Regions from separate parts of the Homo sapiens genome. Here region 1 is linked to region 2. Evidence: read pairs that join two places in POLR2A ChIA-PET (ENCODE). Cell type or tissue: IMR-90. All regions are shown on one strand. Links, peaks and the distances in the headings refer to the core of each region. The heading gives the core; the rest is flanking DNA. Region 1 has its middle 96 kb from the start of MIR4473. Region 2 overlaps FOCAD (focadhesin).

Region 1 (13,310 bases), core at 3,763-7,762, 670 kb after region 2:
GGTGAAGAAAAGCAGCTGTTTTCAGCTAACTAGTCGTTCTCAGCCCTGGCTGCACCCATGCCTATAGACCACACCCCTTCCCACAACCTTTTGTGGCAACCTCAGCTTAAGCTTTTGTCACTGTCTTGAAATCACATGACTAGTGTTTTTTCTTTTCTTTTTTTTTTCTATTTCCGGTAGGATCATTAGCTCATACAAGTCATCAGGGAAGGACTCATCCAGCTCCCATCTCTTTCTGTGGAGCAGCATAATGACTGTGTGCACGCATTGCAGGGAGCCTCAGGCACTCAGACCTACAGGGGACTGGTGTGAAGCTCCTCATTTCAAATGCTCCGCTCTATTGCTCTATCTGAACATGAGGACCTTCTCTTGGCAGCTTAGATCCTCTGTTACAGCAAAGGATTGGCTCCAACCAATGGGAGCCAGTTGCTGGTGGAAAATATGATTACCAACACAGAGGCAGCTGCTGTTGCTCTTTGTTTTTCTAACTTTCAAAAGTGTGGAACGGTAGTTAAAGCCCCCAACAATCTTACTCCTTTCTATCCCATTTCATTTCACCGAGGGTTCAAGGTAGCTGCACTCCAAGTAACATCTTCAATGATCATATTCAAAGCATGATGTCACACAGGGATAAGAGTAGCAATTTTTTTTTGAATCAATATGTAAACCTGACTCCTTCATTCAGGGTTACAGCTCTCCAGTGTTTTGGCCTCTCATCACATGGCTCTGATGTGTGGATCTTTTGTATAGAACCTCTTGGCTGGTGAAAGTCTGAACTGAAAAGGCACCAGTATCTGTTAAGACAATCCTGTTAGCCTGTTATTACCTGCCAATTACATTGTTCCTTGTTTAGAAATCCAGTTGAAAGAGGCACGCTAAGAACTCCATCAGAAGTAGCTGGTGTGGATTTTTGTAAGTATGGGTAGAGAATCTGCCTACGGCAAGTAACACCAGTGCTGGCATGCCCAGAAAATTCCAGCTGGAGGTGGGAGTAAGTGGCACTTGGCAAAGTTGCCCTCTTGACCTACTTGTTTAATTTGGATGGAAAAATGTGTTTTGTTTATGTATTTTTTTCAGGAAGCCATTATGGTGAGTCTTTCCAATATAATTTCCACTGAGACCTCTCTTATTCAGCTCAATTTTCTCTTGGGCTGAGGCTGACAGAGACATGGTTGGTGGGAGAATCTGTCACCCTGTGGAGCTGAACAGTCTTCAAGATAAAGCTGCCTGCTGGCCTTTCACTCCCAAATTGCCTGAAACCTGGTCACGTCCCAGCCAATGTCCTCTGCCTTTTGATGAGCTCCACTGTGAGGGGAGAACTAGAAACTGTGAGGAGTGGGTAGACTTTTTCCTACTGCGCAGTGAGATGGGAATTTGGTTACATTAAAAAATACATCTGTATTCCTTTTATCATGCAGATGAAGTAAAAAGGAGTATATAAAATAAATTTATAGTTTTGCATTTAAAAGAGACACAGACAGAGAGAGAAAGAGACATCTTTGGCCTTTGTTATTTGTTTGACATCTGCAGTCCTGCTGGACCACTAGCTTGGTGAGGGCAGCTGGCAGGCAAGCCTGTGTGCTGTTGTAGCCAAGCCCCTAGCACAGCTCATAGTAGGGGCTCAGTAAATGTTGAATTAATAATTAATCTCCATATCAAATTTCCTCTTTGTCCGCAGTCATGAAATTCATACGTGTCTTAAGTTTCAAAGCACTGAGTGAATATAGCTTGCCCTAAAGCAAACAAACAAAAATAGCATTGCTTGGAAAGATCTCGTTTAGCACCTTAGTTACCACAAGTGCTCATTAGGGCTTTCTTTTTCTCTTGAAGGTGTACATTTGGCTGAGCGTGTGTAAGTGGGTTATGTGACTAGCCAAATGCCTTCTCTCTTCTGTACTTGAAGCCCTGCTCTCCCAAGCTGAAGAGTAGATGACTACAGGGAAAATGTGACTCATAGCAAGTGTTGTTATTAAATCACCTTGAAGTGTCTCTTGTAAAAGATAACTCCCTGCATTGTAGAAATGTCTTTGACAAGAGAGGATTAGGGTGAAACTGCAATTACCTTGACATAAAGGAATGAATTAACTTTCCAACTTGCATTTTTGCAAGGCATAGATTCAAGCTGCTTGGAATATAAACATTGAACACATTCACAATAGCTTGGGGCACTTGAAAATTCTAAAGATGGGCAAGGAGCCCCAAGATGCTAGGCAACTTCAGAGGTATTTCTCACCACAGAGGGAGTGCCTGTCTGGACAGAAACCGCCAGTGCAGTTGTGCAGTGTCTGCTCATGTGTCAGCAGGGTTTAGGGGACCGTCAGGACGAATGCCTCCTGGAGCTGATGCCTGCAGGGTCTGCCCGGAGGAAACAGAGAAATGCTCTTCCAAGATTTGACTTCCAAAACTACCCATTCACTCGACTCAGGAAATATTGACCGAGCACTTACTATGCGTTGGGGCGTTGGGCCGTGAGTTCAGGCAGTCTTGGCTGTCAGGGACTTGGAAAAGTCACACGTTAAACAAATCGTGTGGGCATGAACCTCAGTCAACAATTCATGTGCAAAAATACACACTTTTGTTTGTTTTCTTTAAGTCAAAGCTGACTCTAAGCTCTCATCCTGCCAGGGCAGCAGGAAATTCCAACTCCTAGTTTTGCACCAGAAGCCCAGGGCCTTCACGAGGATTCTGAAAACACAGGAAGGGCCTCTGGTTTCTGGTCCATCATAGCTGCTGCCAACATCTCTATTTTACCTCAGTCTCCAGATGGGCAAGCAGGCCAAGATGTGAGGCAGCTCAGTGTGTTCTGCTGTGTCAGTGTGACCTGTGGGTATATGAATGTCCACCTGAGCTGGAAAGTCCATGACAAGGCCCTGGCGTCCTCAGGTGCACGCCTTGGCCATCTCTCTGAGGAATATTCACAGCTCCCTAGGCACACTTCTGTCGGAGACACAGGCAGGCTCTAACCAGGGAGGGGAGGGGGTGGTCTGCAGAATAGGGCCTGAGCCACCCTTGGATGATAGGGGAGTAGGTACTCTTGTCCAACTTCTAATAGGAGACTGGGCACTTAATTGTCCAATTTCTTTCCTCTATCATCTGTCATATTCTTAACAGCAGCCATGTCAACATATGACTTAAAATTGTTAAAAAGCCCAGCATGTTGGGAGGCCAAGGTGGGAGGATCTCTGGAGGCCAGGAGTTTGAGGCTGTAGTGAGCCATGATTGTGTCCCTGTATTCCAGTCTGGGTGACAGAGGAAGACACCAACTCAAAACAAAAAATTGTTTAAAAGGCTGAATTTTTAGTAAATGTATTCAGGGGAAAAGTATTCCACTAACACTTGGTTACATTTCAGTCTGGTCTCTGCTAAGCTCAGCATCTGTCTACCGTCATCCACCTTGAGAATTTCTCTCCTCTCTTCCTGTCATCGAAGGAAGGGCTCTCACCCTTTGCTTTGCCTGCAAAGGACTGGGTGTTTTACATGAAGAACAATGTCTTCCTTCAGCTTCCACTTTCTCTCTGGAAAAATCCCTGCAGCAAAGGAATGCAAAGCCAGGCACCTGGTAGAAATGAAGAAATGGAACCACAGAACACCCATGAATGAATGGTTCAGCAGACTGTCCCACCAGGCCCCAAATCACAAAGCGCATGAGGATAATGAAAGAGGAATTGCCTGCAGCCAAGGGGCACATGGTGGGCTGGTCTGAGGGGCCAGAGAAGGCCTCCTGGAAAACGTGTTGACTAGGATAAGGTCTCGAGGATGAAAAAGAAGTTCACCAGGGAAGCAGGGTTAGGATGTTTACAGGGCCAGGTCACAGAGGGAGAGGGGCAGTCAGAGAGGGAGCAGGTATGGCCTGAGATCTGAGCAAAAGCCCAAAGGGCAAGAGAGGAAATATCGATGGTGACCCAGTGGTTGTTGAGTCTGTCCTTGTCCACTGGGTCCCTTACAGGAGGGCTTTCCCTCATGTGGTTTGTTTGTATGGGGCCTGTGTATTTAGGGACAGCACAGATAGAGGCAAGAAGGAATCAGAATGGAACCTACAAACGTGGAGGGGAAGGAGCCACAGCCCCTAGAGCCACCACATGTGCAGACCCAAGTTGGAATGGATCTCGGAGCTGGCGCTCTGGAGTGAGCTACTGACACTCTCACAGTCTCGGCATCTCTGTAAGATTAGAACAGTAATTCTCACATCCTAAGTTGTGAGACTTTAAAGACTCATGCACAGTGGATATTAGGCCAGGCCTGGGCTGCTTGCCCTCAGCTCTATTCTCTCCCAATCCTTGCTCTCTCTGTGTGTCAGGAGGCCATCCCTGCAATCTCCGGTGTCAGCCAGATCTCTGGCCTGTTGAGGCCTTGGCAGGAGATTGGAGGGTGGGAGGATGAAAGAAGCCCAGGTATTTCTATCCTCTTTCTCTCCTCCTGCCTGGCTCCAATTTCCTCCTGACAGAGCTGCCATGGTCCTCATTTCCACTTAGTAGGTGACCCAGGCCCCAAGTCTTGCCTAACCCTGACATTCAATTTGTCTGTGCAGTTGAGGCATGGCAGCAGCTTTCTGCTCTTGCTAATCTCTGGGTTGTATGCTGCCTCCTCTTTGGCTTCTCAGCCTCCCTATCACCTGTTACCTCTTCTCTGCACCAAATCCCCTCTGCTTTAAACTCTCAGCATGATTTCTGTTTTCCTGGATGAATGATAAGCGTCACAGTGAGTAGCAGTAGTTCCTCTTCCCTGTGACCACTGCTGTGAGTTGAGTTGTGTCCTCCAAAAAATACTGAAGTCCTAACACCTGGTGCCTGTGAGTGTGACCTTTTTGGGAGTTAGATCTTTGCAGATGTAATCAAGTTAAGATAAGGTCATTAAGGTGGGCCCTAATCCAATGACGGAATCCTTAGAAGAAAAGGGAAATTTAGACACAGGAGAGCACCCATGGGAAGACAGAGACACACAGGGAGATCCCCATTTGATGACACAGACAAAAGTTGTCACAATGCAGCTGCAAGCCAAGGAATGCCAAGAATTGATGGCCACCACCAGGAGCCAGGTAGAGGCAAGGAAGGATCCTCCCCTTTGGGTTTCAGAGAGCATGTCCCGTGTGGCACTGATTTCAGACTTCTTGCCTCTAAAACTGTGAGACAATACATTTCTATTATTAATATTTTAAGCCATCTACCTTGTGGCATTTTGTTATGTCAGTCCGAGAAAACTGCCATGGTTTCGACGTGGGTTGCCCCCACCAAAATTCATGTTGACATTTGATTCCCCTGATGGCAGCGTTGGGAGGAGAGGCCTAGAGGGAGGCGTTTGGGTCCTGGAGTAACGCTGCTATCACCTCTCTCACTATGCAGGGAATAGTTCCAGAGAGAGCGATTGTTATAGGTGAGCCCAGCCCCTCTTGCCTGCCTCTTTGTGTGTGACCACTGGCCTTTCTGCTTTTCCACTGAAAGTGAAGCAGCCCATGGCCCTCGCCAGAGCTCAGCAGATGTCAGTGCCATGCTGTCGGACTTTCCCGCTAACAGAACTGTGAACTAAATAAACCTCTTTCTTGTATAAATTACCCAGTCTCAGGAATTCTGTTATGGCAACACCGAATGGATGAAGGCAGAAACGAATGCAACAGCCATGGCAGATTATCTGGGGGAGCCTCTTACATCCAGCTCTCCCTCCCCTCCTCTCCACTACCACTTTGTGCTGCCCTAAGTACTCTGGTCACCCACATGTAATAGACATCCTCTCCCCTGCACATGGCTTTGCTTTGGGGAGAGGTATGGAAGCTGATCTCAAGCTTGATAGCGGTTGCTTTGGCCTCACCTTTATTCTTCTGTTACAATCAATAGGAGGTTGAGATTTACCATGTTTTCAGTGTCTGTATAGGTTTTGATGTTTTAATTGCAAAACAAAACAAAACAAAAAACTGACAACCTAGAAACCAGTCAACTTGGCTTAAAGAAACGAAAAAAAAAAAAAAAGAAAAAGGGCATAAATTCTAAGAACCCAGAAACATCTTACAAAATATAAAGGCACTAATGTAACTGTGCCTGTGGAGGGGATTAGAGCCAGAAACTGGAAGCCTTCTGTGACTCATTCTTCTCTTTTTTCTTTTAGAGGACTGGAGTTTTCTGCTGCTGCTCTGATTCACATCTCCCATATTTATGTCTCATATTTCCAGCCGCATAGAGGCTGACTTGGTTCAAGTTCAAGTTCCAAATTGCCCAAAGAAGAAAATCTGATTGGATCAGCTTGAGTCAGGTGTCCGCACCTAATCCAATCAATTGTGTTTATGGTGGTGGAGGGAGCACACAGGACCAGGATGGTTGCTGGGAGCCCACCCCTATGGAAAGGGAGATTTTAAAATATGAAGGGCAGAGGTTATTGTAGGGTTCATTCCCCAAGAAAAAAGGTGTGTTCTGGGTTGGATGCCTTCTGGGCTGAGGCTGGGGTAGGAATTGTGGCTCTAGGCCAGCCCCTGGCTCTCACCTCACAGTCAGGGCCTGCAGGGACTCACAGGTGGCCTTCACCAGAACTTACCATCTGGGTGTGCAACAGAAAGAGTAATGGGAGAATTCACTCTACCCTAGTTAAACCTGCAAATCAAACCTCCCACTTCACTAAATGATGTGTGTTCGTGTTATGTAATCTGTGGGTAATAATAGCTAACATTTACTGGACACCTACAACAGGCCAGTTGCTAAGTGTTCAGAACATTTTTCTAATGCTCATAATTCCACAAGATTGATTTTGTTATTCACTGTCATCTCTGCCCCCGCATCTTCCCCATTAACACACGTCCTAATCTCAAGCCACAATGTAAAATGACTATGATCTTCAACTTTCTGCTACGTAGTTGGTTTTTAACAGGTGATGCAGGAACATGGTTCAGGTATATGTAAGTCTCCTTCCCATCTCTGTGTTTCAACCACATCCTTCCTCCCCTAAAGGCAACCACTGTTGCTGGTTTCTTACATATACAAGCATAAATGTGTGTATCCTTTTGTTTTTCTGGAAGTGATAGATGACTTTTCACATTATTATAAAAATTGTAACACTGTGTCTTGGTGGTGGTTAGCACAGAGAGCAAATCTTTGAATGGCTTCTGCTGAAATATTGTAAGGAAATGTCATTATCTGTGAAACTACCACCTTATTGATGATAACTGAGGTTACTTCCACTCTTTTGCTAATATAAGCAAAGCTGCAGGAATATCTCTGTGGCTACAACTTTATGCACATGTGCCAACATATCTATAGAATAAATTCTCCAAAGTAGAATATCAGGGTAAAAGAGTGCATGTGCTAGGGCTGGGCGCGGTGGCTCACACCTGTGATCCCAGCACTTTGGAAGGCCCAGGCGGGTGGATCACGAGGTCGGGAGATTGAGATCATCCTGGTTAACACGGTGAAACCCCGTCTCTACTAAAAATATAAAAAATTAGCTGGGAATGGGTGGCAGGCGCCTGTAGTCCCAGCTACTCCAGAGGCTGAAGCAGGAGAATGGCGTGAACCCGGGAGGCGGAGCTTGCAGTGAGCCGAGATCGCTTCACTGTACTCCAGCTTGGTGAACAGAGAAAGACTCCATCTCAAAAAAAAAAAAAAAAAAAAAAAAATACATGTGCTATACATTTTTATATGAGTATTCAGTTGCTCTGCACTGAATCAATTTATAAGCCTAGCAACAATTCAAGTGAATAGCTGTTTCTACTCTCCCAATAGTGCTCCATTCAAGGATTTGATATTTGATAATTTGCAATATAAGAAATGTAGTTTATTTGCTTTCTTTTAAATGTCATTTTAAGTGTTTTAAATCCTTTTGGATTGTGTATGTGTCGGGGGAGTGTGTGCCACAGAGAAAGACATGTCCATCCAGGTCCTTTGCCCATTTTCCTGTTGTGTTTTTGGCCTTTTTCTAATTGATTTTTGGTGACTGTATATATTTAGAGAATGAGTCCTTTCTTACATGTATTACAAATGGTATCCCAGGTGTGTTGTCATTGTCTGTCTTAATTTTGTGTGTTTCTTGAAGGCAATTTTTAATTTTTGTAGAGTTGTATACATTTTATTCTTTATGGTTCCTGGGATTTTTTTTTTTCTCATACTTAGGTCTTTCCATTTCTAAGATTATAAAATATTTTTCCGTGTTTTTCTAGTGACTTACACCCATCAGGAATTTACTTTGGTCTGATGGATAAATTTAGTAATCCTGCTTTATTTTTTTCCTAAATGGCTACCTAGTTGTCTCAACACCATTTGCTTAACTATGTGTTTTTCACCACTGATACAAAATGCCACCTCTGTCATATTTTACATTCTCATATGTTTTGGAGTCTGCTTCTGGATTTTATTTTTTAAATCAGGCCCATGATGTTTTAATTACTCTAGCTTTATGTTATACCAGCTGGTACATCCAGTCTGTCTTTCTTACTTTTCTTTTTCAGAATTTTTCTAAATATTCTCATTGCTATATATTTACCATATACGATTTAAAATCTGTTTAGTGAAAAAAGTTCTGTCAGTGTTTTCATTGAAATCACATTTCTTAGATTTCTAGTTATTTTATCCTTTAGGTTGCTGTTGGAAATGGGAACTGCTCTACTTTCCAAATGATTGTTGTTTTTATATTTGAGGCTGTTGATTTCTTTTTGGCACTAATTTTGTATATAGCTGACTTTTTAAGTTTTCTTACTTATTTTAATATTTTTTCCTACTTTTTTATTATTCCCCATAAATATGTGATCATATGGTCTGCAAATACTGATAACTAGACCTCCTGGCAAGTTCTGAATTGGTGAATTCCTTGTCTTTCCTAATTGTGTTGGCATGTATCACTAGACTAGTGTTAAAAGGTAGTAGTGAATATGGAAGTCCTTTGTTTTGTTGCTGACTTTAATGAGAATGTTTATTATGTCTTCCCATTAAGCATGGCCCTAGTTTTTGGGATATGATATATATATATTTTGTTTCACAGAACCTCACCAATATGGCCTGCTTCCATGCCTTTGCACATGTTAATTCCTTTCTGCTATGTGGGAAAACTGTCCTTATCCTTCATGACCCTTTCTAATGCCATTTTCTGTATGCTGTCTTCCTCATGACTCAAGGTATTAGTCATCCTCTCCTCTGTTTTCCCACAATGCCCAGCCCATACCTTCATTATATATAATACACAATACACTGTTTTCTAGCCATCTGCCTGTCTTTTCTTAGGTTGTGAGCTCCTTTAAAGCAGGCACTGTGTTCAGAGCTTGATAAGAAGTGGACCAGTCAAGCAGCTTCCAGAAGCATTGATCTAAAAAGGGATACTAATATATCAGTGAACTTAATCTCTGTCTACACTCTCTTGGCCCATGGCTTTTAAATACTGTCTACAAGAAAGTGATCCGAATTTATATCTCTTGCTTTGACCTGTCCACTAAGCAAGTACATCTAGCCGCCAACTTGATATATACAGATTCAGACCACACCATCTCATGGATCATGTCTAAAACAGAACTCTTGATTTCCTGTGCTTCCAAATCTGTTGCTGCCTTCCCACCCCCCATTTTCCTCATCTTGGCTAATGGACCTGGGGTTCTTCTCGACTCCACTCTTTCCCACACCTTACACCACACCACAGCAAGTCCTGTAGCCTCCACCTCCAAAACATATCTGGATTCCAACTGTTTCTCACCACCTCCACTGCACAATTGTAATCATCATGTAAGCCACCCTCATTTTTTGCTTAGATTCCTGTGATATGTTTCAAGTAGTCGTCCAATTCCCATTCTTTTTCTCATAATAATCTATTCTCTACATACTAACTGGCAGAATCTCTTAAAAGGGCAAATAAGATCATGTCACTCATTTTATTAAACCTTTTAATGGTTTTCCATTACATTTAGAAGAAAATGTAATCTTCTTATCATAGCCTGTAAAATCTGCCTCTCTTCTCTGCCCTTTCATTCCCTTATGATTTACCTGGGTGCTCCACTGCAGCCCTGCCAGCCTTCTGTCTGTTCCTCGATGCCACAAACTTATGTGGGCCTTTCCATTTGCTGTTGCCTTTGCCTGGGCTACTTTTCCCCCCAAGTCTTTGCCTGGGCCATTCTTTCTCAACAATCAGATCTCAGCTCAATTACAAATAAAAATCTAAATCAGCTCCCCTTCCCATGGTCAGAAAATGGCATATGTCTTGAGCTCTTGAATACCCAGCGTTCTTATTCTTTATCACATCTTCCTATTTGATTTCCTCCTTAGAACCTATCATTATCTAAAATTAATCCATAGATTTGTTTAGTTGTTTATTATTTTTCCCCACACTCCATTAAAATGTAAACTTTACATAAACAGGCACATTATGTAGTTTGTTCTTTGAAATAGGCTCAGTAGTTGGAACAGTCCTGGTACATAGTGGGCACATAATAAATATTTGTTGAATAAATGAAATAATATGTATGTAATAATGTATATGTACCAATGAACTCATTTACATGATATTATCCCTTACATGAAGGGCAAAGCAGGAAGGAGTTTTTCTTTTGCTGTAGTTGATAGCACCCTGGAATGAAAAGCACCTCTTTCTAGGGTCCAAGGAACATTGCTGAGAGTTTTTGTGACAAGCTCATGCAATTTGCAGTGAACCAATGGCCACGCTCTCCTGAGACCACTCAGGGGACGGTGGCCTAGCACCACCTAACCCTTTGATGAAGCCTCCAAATCTGATCGTGCGGGCTGCTTTGGGCTTGCTTCCCATAGGATTTGGCATGGCTGGCTTATTTGTAAAATCAGGTAGTCAGTCACAATTCTGAAACCACATAACGCTGGTAGAGTGTTGTTTATTGGCAATTATTGAATTATTTTATTGCCTAAACTCAAAACTCTTTAATATGTTTCCTGTCCAAGAAGTGGTCTGATTTAAAAACAAACCACAATTTAAAACAGGGAAGAAAACAAGAGCTCTAGAAATGAACATAAGTTGTTTGAACATTTTATTTCAACCAATGGAGGTAAAGTAGGTAAATTTACTGCTGCATACAATGATTATTAAATCATTTACTTCCCACCATCACTAAATAAATATCTAACAAATAGCTAAAGAACATTCTTTTAAAATAGTACCGAATAATTAGGCTGCTTGGGATTCTTCATCCACTGGACTGCCCTGAGCTTGTCTCATTCATCTTTGTTTTCCCTGTATCATCTCCCAGAGTTCCTGATAAGGCCCGGTGCACAGTAAAGTTTTCTGAAATGAAAGGGGGCAGGTGAGAGTCTTGAATTTTTCCTTGGCATCCAAACAGCTGAGAGATATTTGCACTCTCAGCACAGAATTACCTGAAGGGATCCATCCAATGTGGAAAGCATCCTCTGTTCCATTTGGCCCCTCCAAGAGTTTACAGCAGGAAGAGTCAGATACACAGAGCCCTGCCTTGTGTTTACATTACCCCAGACCAACAGAATAATGTGGTCCGACTTCATTACAGCCTTTATTCCAAGGCTTGAAATCTTGAAAACATCTTTCTGGGTGTATTGGAAATCTTCATGTAGATGCATTTAATGTAATTAGATTCAGCCAGCCTTGGTAGCTCTGGTATGTGTGATGTAATTAGTAAAGCAACTAGTTGAATGAATTTGTACGGCCTCTCGCCCCATTTGGGAGGAGGTGAGATACTGACACACTGTACAGAGACTGTGTAGCTATAAACATTGTCTAGGTTGATTGTCAAAGAAGGCTTGTTCTAATTAAGACTGTGAAATGGCTTCTCTTCCTCTAGCAGAGAGGTTCTCAGTAAATATTTCCTCTGGAATGGAACCTTTCATGTTTGGGCTCCACCCAAAGTGGAATTTAACTTTCTCTAAGTCTTAACATTATGGAGCGGAAAAGGGGTGGGACTGTGAAGTCCTTCCTTCCAATGCAGGAGGTTTAAAAAAAAAAAAAGAATTGAGCATGTAGAGTTTACAAAATGAAATAAAGATTCTTAAGGGTTAAGTAACCCAAAACTAGAAACACCTGGCTGAGTGTTTGGAGACTATGAAGGTGGTGATGATAGTGATGACTTGAGAAGTGATGCCGTTAATCTTACATAGTGTAAAGTTTTTGCCAAGAAATGGCTGCTCAGAGACAGACTGCATGTGTTAGGCAGAATAACAGCCCTCCAAAGATATCCACATCCTAATTCCCAGGAAGTGAGTTTGTTGGGTTACATGGTAGAGGGGCATTGAAGTTGCAGGAGGGGTGAAGGTGCTAATCAGATGACTTTTGATCAGGGAAATTATTGTGGATTATGCTTTTGGATGACATGTAGATAGCAAGGAGAGGTTTACCCAAAGTTAGCAATGGTAGTCATAGGAGGGGAAAGACAATAGGCAGGGATGGTGGTAACAAAGATGTACTTGAAGAGAAGATTGTGGGGAAAATGGGTACGTTGCTAATGGCAATGGCTGATCCAGTGGAAAGGCCACTGGTCAAAGGCCAGAAAGTCTGCTTTGAAGTCTTGGTTTTACCACCTCAACCTACGCCCTCTCACAGCATTAGAATTCTCATTGCAAAAGAGGGATGGTAAGACTTACCCTGCCTCCCAGGATTGTTAGGCTCAAGTGAGAAGCAAGCCTCAGTTATTTGTAAACTGTGATTTTGAATGCATAGCATGGTGTGATACCGCAAACGAGGTTTAAACCTCTGAGACAAGCCAGCTGTTTTCCCTCTGCCTACAACTTCCTTGAATTCTGGCTGATATATTTAAGGGCAACTTTGGAGCCACCAGGTCTGGCTCATAGCTAGCACCACCTAACCCTTTGATGAAGACTCCAAATCTGATCTTGCTGGCTGCTTTGGGCTGGCTTCCCATAGGATTTGCCACGTCTGGCTTATTTGTAAAATCAGCAGAAAATCCACCCCAGCTGGGAGACATCAATTCCCTCTAGCCAGAGCACGTGGCTTCCCTGCAGAGGAGAGACTTGCTTCTTTCTCCAAAGCACTTGGTGTTGGGTCTGAAGTGCCTCCTTCCTCAGTAGGAACTCAGGCAGGTAAACATCCATGAAGCTGGACACTGGGACACAAAGGCACAGTCTTGGTCTCCAAATCTCTCTGCCGTCTGTCGTGGGGAGAATATGAATGGCTTTCTGACTAAAGCCAATGGTGGATGTGGATGACTGTAGCGCTGATGGTGAGTTATGATGTGATAGAAATGAAGCCACCTATCTCGGCAGCCTTGTCTTATAATACCTATATGCCAGCCATCCTGACCTTTCTTTCTCGTCCTCTTCTCTGGCAAGCTTGTTCCAGATCAGGGCTTTTGCACCTCTGCCTGGTGTACCCTCTGTCCAGAATGTTCTGCCTCCAGATCTCCA
Region 2 (4,000 bases), core at 1-4,000:
TCTCGTTCTGTCACCAGGCTGGAGTACAGTGGTGGGATCTCGGCTCACTGCAACCTCCACCTCCCGGGTTCAAGCGATTCTCCTGCCTCAGCCTCCCGAGTAGCTGGGACTACAGGTGTGTGCCACTACGCCCAGCTAATTTTTGTACCTTTAGTAGAGACGGGGTTTCACCATGTTGGCCAGAATAGTCTCGATCTCTTGACCACATGATCCACCCGCCTCGGCCTCCCAAAGTGCTGGGATTACAGGCGTGAGCCACCGCACCTGGCCCCAAATATTCTTTAACAGTGGTTTTCAAACCTTAGGATACACCAGAATCACCTGGAGAGACAATTAAAACATAGACTCCTGGGCTCCGTCTGCAGAGTTTCTGATTCAGTAGGCCTAGATGGGGGCTCAAGAACTCACATTTCTAATCATTTCCAAGGCGATGCTGATGCTACTTATGCAAAGACCACATTCTGAGAACCACTGCCATATGATGCAGAAATTCAAGGATCTGATTGAATAGGCAAACCTGCCATAAAGTAAAATAAATGACACGAAGTCCACCAGCTATAAGGGAGCTCACAGTTCTCTAGACCATTGGTATTAGTTGGTATGCAAAACTGCCATTCAAATACAAGTGTGTCATTTGGCATGTACTTGTACTAAGAAATGATTCATTATTGATCTGCAACTCAAATTTAACAAAATATCTTGCATTTTGTTTGCTAAATCTGGCAACTTTACTGATATGCTACTTTTTGCTCATTCATCGTTTGACTTGGGCATGGGTGTGGGAAATAAATTATCCTGTGTCAGGGCTAATAGTGCTTGCTTTTCAATCAACCACCTTCTTCATTCCTAAGGATAGGATCAGGTGAAGGACAAAGTGGGAGAAATCGGGTTAAAAAGTTATTCATCCATCTATCCATCCATACAACATTTGTTAAGCACCAACCACATTAGTAGGCTGAACAAGAGGCTCAACAATGTAAATGAAATATAGTTTCCTGAAATTAACCAATAACAAAAATGAAGCAAAACTTGCTTCAGCCAAACACTGAAATCAATTATTCAATCGTAATTTCTGGCTCAATAATGAAAAAAGGTATAGAAAGATATGTTATTACCTTAGTAACCTGGGCGATCCGATTGGCATCATCATCTGTCATTTCTAAGAGGCATTTTGCTATGCTGATATACAGCTCTAGATCCTTTCTCTGATAAAGAAAAATCCCAAACATGTCAACAAACAGTGTAAAATAACAGGTCAAAATGTTCTGACAAATTATTAGATTTTCTTATCCCCATGAACAGCAGCTGATGAGATTTTAATTTTAACCAAACCAAAACATTTGGCCAATTTTTATCATTTTGAAGACATCTTTCCTGTTACTTTGTGTTTTTTTGTTTTGTTTTGTTTTGGCTATACATTTTTCTCCTTATCAAAATTCCTTCATCCCAAATAAATTTCTAACCTCTTTGTAAAATTACAATTCAGAGGTCTTTTGGGGGAGGGAAGGGCGATGCTAAATTGTTTTATATAAACAGTATATGGGAACTCATGCCCACGGATTCTCCAGGTGTAAAGCGTAAGGACTTCTGAGCCTTCTCGTCTTCTACAAGAGGCATTTGGTAAAAACGCCTAATAGCAAATTTCCTGGTGCAGCACTGGTTAAACTGCTTCTAAGCTTGCTCAAAACTTTGGTTCTAAATATTCAACCTCAATTTAGATCTTGGAAACAAATACACTCCTAGTAAAGAATGTGGTTATTTCTTGCTAGCCTTCCCACCCACATTCTTAAAACATACACCTCCCCACTTTGCCAAGAAGCCTTTAAAATATCCCAAACATAAATTGTCAGGAATGTAAATATTTTTGTTCCTCACCCGAATCTTATTTGGCAGGAGGTCAAAAATTTTCCCAGTAGCTTCAGAGAGCAGACTCCAGAGGTGGTGGGCAGGGCTGGGCAGTTTCATGGCCTGGCTCAGACCGTGTAAAGCACTTGGGCATAGCTCAGGACTTCCAAGTGGGGAAGCTGCTTTAAAAACTGCCACCATTAAATTTTCAACAAAACCCAGGATCTGTTCATCAGAGATGTGTTTTATCCACAGAGGTGCAGATATCAGGAGATATCTCTTGGTATTCAGCTGGAAGTAAAACAGAAGGGGTTGAATGTAAATAGGCAAGTCTGGGTTTGCAATGTTCAAAACCTGTACATCATCACTGTGTTTGAGGGTAGACTGAGAGATAAAAGGTTCAGGTTACTTCCTTCCCCCTTCATTTTCCCACAGCTTCACGGTCCAATGGGCCACCAATGCATGTAATTTTGGCTTCTGCAGTTACTTCTGATCCAGGGTGAATCATGTGTTTATATGGGATCTGCCAACCCATCTGTGAACTACTCAGCTTAAACCTTGGATGTTTTCAAGGTTTCAGTGACGGGAATAAAATGCTACTTCTGAAAGTACATGACAGTTACTTTTCAGTTTTAAAAGGTCACATTCTCTGGCAAGAAAAGCTCTGGAAGATGAAAGGCTCAACTGCTGAAAATCAACTAAACAGAGCATCTGATACTATTAATTTCTTCTTCTGAGAAAAAATAAGGAAGTAATAAGGAGAAGTGACATGCTGGGACCATTTATGACCAAAGTAAAACCACCAGCTGAGCACGTAGAACTGACCAGGCACCTTAGAGTTCATGAGAGCCAAGAAAGGGCATGTTAGTAACAGCTCTGTTATATGACAGACTTCAACCAAGTGGGCTTCAAAAATTCTTAGGAACATAAACATGCTACTAAAGGGGCAGCAAGTCTAAAATAAGTGATCTAAAAATAAAATCTGGCAAAATAAGTGATCTAAAAAGTAAAATCTGGCAAAAACTTTTTTGTGTGCTATTTTTGTTTTTTCAAGATAGCACACAAAAATAGGGGAGGGACAGAGGAACAATGTTTTCTGCAAATTTCTAAAAAGATCAGTGTAGTTGCATGAGTTTTCTCAAGACCTCATTTTAAAGAATATGCCATCTCAGATCATTCTATATTTAAGAAAATGAACTCACAAACTTAATTTATTAACCAAGATAACAATAAAGATAAATAATCAAAGACAAATGCACAGAGTAGCACAGATCTAAAAGATAAATGAAAGGATAAGTAAAATTTAGGAAAATTTCGAAGGCCAACCCAACAGGCTGGAAATAGGTCTGATTCAAAAGTAAGAAGGAGTGAATAGAACAGGGCTTTGAACTCAGATAGATAGAGCTCTCTCTTTTATTAGCTAGGCAAACTTTGCTTGACCTCCATTTGCCTCAGTTTATAATTCTGTTAAAATGGAAATAATAAAATGTATCTCTCAGACATGAAACAAGACAGACATAAAAAAATTCATATTGTATAATTCCATTCTAAAGAATTTCAAAAATTTATATGAAATTTATATATAATTTATATAAAATTATATAAATAAAGGTTATTTTAGAAAGGCAATACTACAAATAGAAAGCAGATTGGTGGTGGCTTGGGTCTGAAGCTGGGAGTGGGGAATGACTACAAGCAAGCACAATGGAACTTGTCAGGTGATGGAAATATTCTTGGTGATGATTGAAAAACCTGTAAAGGTACTCAAATTCATCACATTTTACACTTTAAAACAGCCATATTTTAGGCTATATAGATTATAACTCAACAAAGCTACTTTTAAAACTGTCCCGTCAGGCTGTAGAGAAATTAAGTCTGATTTCTGTAAGTACTCACTGAGTGCTTGCAGGTACCAGGTGCACAGCAAGGGCTCAGTAAGTGGCAGGCAGCTGGGAGCCACTTGGAGCAGACAGGTGGAATGAAGTTAATACCTGACAGAAAGATGCAGACCTTGATAACATCCACTTTCAATTAAAGACAGTGAGGAGGAGTAGGAAAGGTTTAAAAAAACAAAAACAGGCCCAGCGTGGTGGCTCACACCTGTAATCCCAGCACTTTGGGAGACTGAGGTGGGCAGATCACTTGAGGTCAGGAG

What was found. Peaks named below come from ENCODE experiments on the same cell type or tissue, not always from the same donor. Only the 100,000 strongest peaks of a DNase experiment are listed, where the experiment ranks them.
Region 1: POLR2A ChIA-PET joins it to region 2 with 12 read pairs; 1 of 35 experiments calls an interaction of 5 or more read pairs at or near these places.

Annotation. Positions count from the first base shown.
Region 1 is chr9:20,308,718-20,322,027 of GRCh38, reverse strand. No RefSeq gene overlaps it. Among named protein-coding and RNA genes, the nearest start is that of MIR4473, 96 kb to the left of the region's middle. In IMR-90, for the core only: no CTCF peak of the experiment used is centred there; a DNase peak (open chromatin) is centred at 6,127.
Region 2 is chr9:20,979,562-20,983,561 of GRCh38, reverse strand. FOCAD (focadhesin) reads right to left here. Exons shown (of 44, transcript NM_001375567.1): 38 at 1,876-2,136; 39 at 1,116-1,205. Among named protein-coding and RNA genes, the nearest start is that of HACD4, 50 kb to the left of the region's middle. In IMR-90, for the core only: no CTCF peak of the experiment used is centred there; DNase peaks (open chromatin) are centred at 1,851 and 2,331; H3K27ac peaks cover 1,216 bases.